Linked DNA regions of Homo sapiens: region 2 is linked to region 1. A link is a contact called in ENCODE Hi-C data. All regions are on one chromosome and are shown on one strand. Each heading gives the region's core, a stretch centred on a gene start or an enhancer-like site at or near the end of the contact. The rest is flanking DNA. Distances are from core to core; before and after follow the strand shown.

What was found. Hi-C counts contacts between places; a loop is a spot of excess contacts on that map. Pooled maps may share reads with other maps.
Region 2: a loop to region 1 is called in a pooled map of posterior vena cava, with 2.9 times the contacts of the local background. The contact joins two enhancer-like sites. A Hi-C loop is called at or near these places in 3 of 168 maps with a recorded cell type or tissue (colonic mucosa, dorsolateral prefrontal cortex and heart left ventricle) and 7 of 50 pooled maps.

What each region holds. Positions count from the first base shown.
Region 1 is chr7:94,439,378-94,442,187 of GRCh38, reverse strand. No RefSeq gene overlaps it. Among named protein-coding and RNA genes, the nearest start is that of COL1A2, 46 kb to the right of the region's middle. Within about 2 kb of position 1,272, at least 2 of the 41 ENCODE cell types and tissues checked have a DNase peak (open chromatin) inside an H3K27ac peak, as active enhancers do.
Region 2 is chr7:94,630,927-94,633,746 of GRCh38, reverse strand. The region is part of intron 1 of SGCE (sarcoglycan epsilon); the gene reads left to right. It also overlaps a transcript of CASD1 not described here. Among named protein-coding and RNA genes, the nearest start is that of SGCE, 24 kb to the left of the region's middle. Within about 2 kb of position 1,251, at least 2 of the 41 ENCODE cell types and tissues checked have a DNase peak (open chromatin) inside an H3K27ac peak, as active enhancers do.

The sequences.
Region 1 (2,810 bases), core at 23-2,522:
TCACTGCAGCCTCTACCTCCTGGGCTCAAGCAATCCTCCTGCCTTATCCTCTGTAGTAGCTGTGAGTACAGGTGCACACCATCATACCTGGCTAATTTTTAAATTTGTGTAGAGACAGGGTCTCACTATGTTGCCTAGGCTGGTCTCAAGCTCCTGGGCTTAAGTGATCCTTTTGCTTCGGCCTCCCAAAGTGCTGGGATTATAGGTGTGAGCCACCAGGCCTGACCAACATATATATTTTCAAGGAGAAAGGAGTGCTAGGAAGAGTGTGAGATGGGTAGATACAAAGCAGGCATTCAAATACAAAGTATTTGAATTAAATTAAGTTTCTGTTTTATTGAGAAAAGTTATAAAACATTACAACTTTTGTGATGCAGTTTGTAATAGAGATGTTATTTATGGTCTTTCATACCCTTGCCCCCTTTAAAAATTGCCCACGCAGAGCTTCTGATGTCTAGGTGGCTATGTTTTATATCACACGACTCTCATGATGGGATACCTACCCAAATGTCAGCACTTACTAGGCTGTCTAGAGATTTATGAACTATATCAGAATCTCTCTCTTAGAAATCAAATAATAATAATGATGAAAGCCAATTAATAGCAGATATGAAAAAAACATGCAGAATGTGAATGAACCAGATTAGTGGTGAAGCTGTAGAGGAAAGAGTTGAAAAAGTCACAAACTCCTGCTCCTGAGATCTCTGAAGCCATCTTAAATAGAGAGCCAAGCCTGTCATGGTGGTGTGAGCCTGTAGTCCCAGCCACTTGGGAGGCTGAGGCAGGAGGATTGTTTGAGCCCAGGAATTCGAGGCCACAGTGTGCTATGATGGCACCATGAATAGCCACTGTATTTCAGCCTGGGCAACATAGCAAGACCCTGCCTCTAAAAAAATAAATAAATAAAGGAGCAGCCACGTTGCAGCTCCAATTTCAGTAGTCTGTTACCTTTCTTGCTCTTATTTCTCTATGTATGTCCCTGTCACCTGAGCTTCCTTGACTGGATCTCTGTTCGTTTTGCTTAAATAAACCTGAAGATACAAGATGATTATAAGGTAAAGTACCTATGATACAGATTTTGGACTATCTTAGTTACTACAACTCTATACATATTCCAGCAGTCATTTTTATAGTTTCCTCTTTTGTTTAATAATTGTTCAACATAATGAGATAGCCAGGTGGGAGAGGGTCCCTGGAAAAACTCCAACCAGCCTGCACACCAGGAGGAATGTGCATTGGGTGGAGACACGGAAGTTCACGCTGTTTGCAGAGGGGAGTAGTCTGGCCCCTCCTCTTCCTATCTGGAACCTGGAATTCAAATGACCAGGCGAGAAGTACTCTAGCAGGGACTCTGGCCTAGGGAGAGTCCCCGTTTCCCCTTTTCTTCTTTTTTCACCCAGTAAAACCCTGTCTTACTCACCATTCAAACTATCTGCAAGCCTGAATTTTTGTGGCCATGGAACAAAGAACCCTGTCATTAGCTAAACTAAGGAAAAGTCCTGCAACAATAAAATCACGAAGTCTGGAGTCTGTATTACTGGGCTAGGTGATAGAGATACAGAGATGAATCAGACAATCTGCCATCTAGAAGCATGTAGTTCAATTACACTTTTCTATATAGCGTGGTTGTTCATTACTGCAGATTGTCAGATCAGTGGTGACCAACTAGTTGCTAGGCAACTTGAAAGACAAGAATACAGAACGGATGCAGCTTCATTCTGTTATAAATTCTTCTTTGAAATGTTTGTCAAGAACTCTGAAGGATCTGGAATTTTCTCTACTTTAAAGCTAAGATGTTAGCCGGCCACAGTTTAATAGATGCTGGCGGAAGGCATGCAGCTTCTGGGTCAGAGACGAAAGACTTTGTTCCAGCAAGGCAAGGAACTAAAAGCTTTATATTTGCTTCAGGCCCCCTTTCCCCAAGTCCCTTGGGGAAAATGCAGAGCAATCCAAATGGATGTGTTGCAATTGAGAAACACCAACAAATGGAACCCAAAACTACAATGGGCTGGGAGCAAACCTGCTTGACATTTGCCCTGCAGGGAGCTATTATCTTGATTATAGTGGACAGTAACCTCTCCTCTGAAGGGAGACATTAACTCTCTCTTCCAAGGTTGCACACTATCATTATACAAACATCCTTGAACAGATATTTCAGAACGAAGGTCATCAGTGTCTCTGCTTGCAAAACATGCAGAAATGCCAAACATCCATGAATTGTGTTCCAACAATGTTCTTTATCTGGGTACTTTTTAAGACTATTCAAAATTGTGACTCTTATTTCTACTTTAAGATGGTCCTGTATTCCTCCATTTTTGCCATGTCCTGTTTACTAGGTATATTAGTTGAAACTGTTTTTGTTTTATATAACAGAAATTAACTTTCTCTAACTTAAGCAAAAAGGAAAGTTAGTAGAAGGATACTGGATTATTTCATAATTGAAAGAACAACCAAAAATCTAGTACTGTTTTGTGACCTCATCTGCAAAAGTTCACAGTCGTCTGTAGAGTGCTGTCATTGTCATGCCTCCATTATTCCTTGCCATTCTCCACTACAACTTTTAAATTTTCAAAAGAGAGGAGTTGAGTGGCTCAGCTTGGCTAAGGCTCTTCCTCTAGCTTTTCAGTTATGCCCAGAGGGGAAGGGCCATAAAAGCACCTAGTAAATCTTGGCTGCTCCCATAGAAAGAGAGATGATTTCTTTGGAACTTTGGCATCCTTCCCGATTGCTTTCTATTATATCTGGATTCATTTTTATTGATATTCCATTGCTCATTAGAGAAATGCAGTTATTGTTTTCAGCATTATTTC
Region 2 (2,820 bases), core at 2-2,501, 190 kb before region 1:
AGGTAATTGTAATAAGCACACGTGCACACCCATATATTTTCATTATGGAGAGAGAGTTTCCACTGGACTATTAGTAAAGGAAAACAAGACATTGTTTAGCTAGCATGAGCTCCCTTTTTTTTTGCTACTGCTTTCGTGGTCTGTTATTTGATTCTGGGCTCTATGCTGTCACATAATATAGAGTTGTTGAAATGGCTGCAGATTCTATACCCTGTGAATGAAACATACAGATAACAGTTTTGTGAACAAGGTTTTGGTAACATGGTGATGAGATAAATTGGATCTATGTTTAGGGAGAGCGAGATAATGATCCCAGCTACTTGCTTACATAACCCTTTGGCTCTCTCTACTCAGATATGTAATTATTACTTAAAAAATTCTGTTCCTTATGACTACCTGTCTTCAGAAGTTTTTAATCTTTGTAAATCTAGCTATGCTTGCTATTTGGAGATGATATTTTTGACCTCTTGCGGGTTGGACTTTTGGTCTCATTGTTTTTCCCATTAATAGTGATAGAATTGCATGGATTTAACCACCCATAGTTTTCCAGTTTCATTTATATCTAGTGGCGTATGTTTGCAGAGGTAATGGATTTGCAGCCGTAGAAGATTGCAAAACCATGCGATACACAGAGAGGCCAGACCCTGTTACCTTGGCTTGATTAGCATGGCACTGTACACATGTATATTTCAGAGATTATTAGATCTTAGTGTTGTGGATTCTTAGAGTGTTTAAATTTGATTTTCAAGACTTGCTCTTAAGGAAAACAACATGCTTTAAGCTTATGGTTTGTGAGTGCTGCCTGGGCATATGTGACTGCAACATGTGTTAACTGTTAGTAATAGCCTCTGTAGGTGTTGGAGTGGACCCCATCAGCTTTATTTATATAGCTCACGTTTAGAACAAGAACCTATAGCTTCGAATTCTCTGTGTCATTTGTTGTTTTTGAAAGGAAGCATAGGTGTAAATACTGCCTAAATTGCCTCCGTTGCAGAGCTATTTGTTTTGCAAGTAACAAATGCGAAAGGGAAAGGCAAAGGGCACTCCTCTAAAATGTTGTGTGGGTGCCTGTAATTTAAACTGATGCTACAGAAAGGAAGTATTATTTTTACAAACAAAACATAGTGGCTTAGTCATTTTCCATTTCTAGATGATGAATGTGTCATACATCTGTATCATGTTTTTCTCAAAGTGAATGGCATACTATACTTAAAGTGAAGCAGCCTTTACTGTGGAGTTGCCAAGGTAACTGACCAGCAAGTATGCAGTTCAGCAGATTGCTGAAAGGCAATTGAGTACACATGAATAAAGAAATGTGCTTGTCATCTTCAAACCCAGGAGGGCCATGGTAGATTGTGTCTTGGCTCTGTAGAACGCAGAAATGTTTTTTATAAAAGCAGAAACTGAGATGTTCTATGCAAGTTCTTGAAGTGAGATGATATGGAGTGGCAGGTACCCTTTCTTTAATGGTTCCACTTCAGGACCTGTGGAGGGCAATGTAGAAAATGGAATCATTTCAGTATTATTTAATATGAACAACCTTTCATTTTGCTTTGTTAGCTAGCTTTTACCACCTTATAGCAGCAAATACTAAGGGAGACTATTAGTTTATAATGTCAATGAAGGATGATAATCTACAGAATGCTATCCCTCTAAGTATTATATATATTTAGTTCACTAATAGGAAACTTGTGTTTACCTCTGCCGTACTTTGTATTAGAATGTACTCATCCATTCCATAGGCATTGATACAATTATTCAAATATACCAGACTCTCTTCTAGCTGCCGAGAAAATAGCAAGGTAAATAAAACTTAGTGCTGTACTTCAAGGTATTTTTAATCTCTAGAAAGAATGAATTAGATAATTAGATAAACTACAAAGAGATTCCTTTAGATTATTTGTAATGTTCTCTGCTTTGGATGTAGGGTTGTGATCCTGAATTTAAATACTTTGATATACAGAGTGAAATGACTTTTTAGCAGGAGTTCAAAACTCCCTATTTTAACTCTTCTTTTCTTCCCAGTTTTGCCTCCCCCTACCTTAAATTTACCCCAGGATCCAGCATTACTGACTTAATTCCCTTCCCCGAAAGGCCCCCACAGTATCCAGTATTGTATCTTGCACATATGTTCACTGTGAAATGCTGAAATTCCACATCTCTGAGTTTCAGAATCCTACTACTGTAGTATTTTAAGAGCCATATTGAATTCCACTTCTTCCATAAATCTTTTCTGAATCTGTCCAACCTTAATTGCTCCTCCCATATTTCCAGGTGTTGCCAAAGCAGTTTTACCTCTGGGATAATACCTAGTTAGGTGGATGTTGGTCTCCCATACCAGATGGTGAACTCCTGGAAAGCAGTGGCAGGGTCTCTTTCATCTTCATATTCCCCATAGCACCTCACATTCAGGGTACATTGTGGTATCAAACTGGTAAAAAAAAAAAAGTATAAAATTCTCATCTTTACTATTTTTCTGTGATTCATTCATTCTTGTTTCGCGGAATGGGATTATTCCTGCTGGTAAGTACATTGTTCTTGAGTAGAAGTTGGGTACTGTAAATGCCACAGGGGAAGATCACTTATGAATACTAGTACAAAACAAATCAGGAAAGAATAGATCTCTCTGCATACCTAGTTTAAACATAACTTGTAGCTTCCTTCCCTCTGTTACACAGCCTTTGAAGTTATGTTTTTAGTAGTAAATCTGTAGATACGTGAAGCTACAAGTCAAATATTTTAGCTCAGTTCCCCCTTTTCTGGCAGCCATCCACCGAACTGCAGGGACAAGTTTTCACAGATAAAGAAACATTTTGTGGG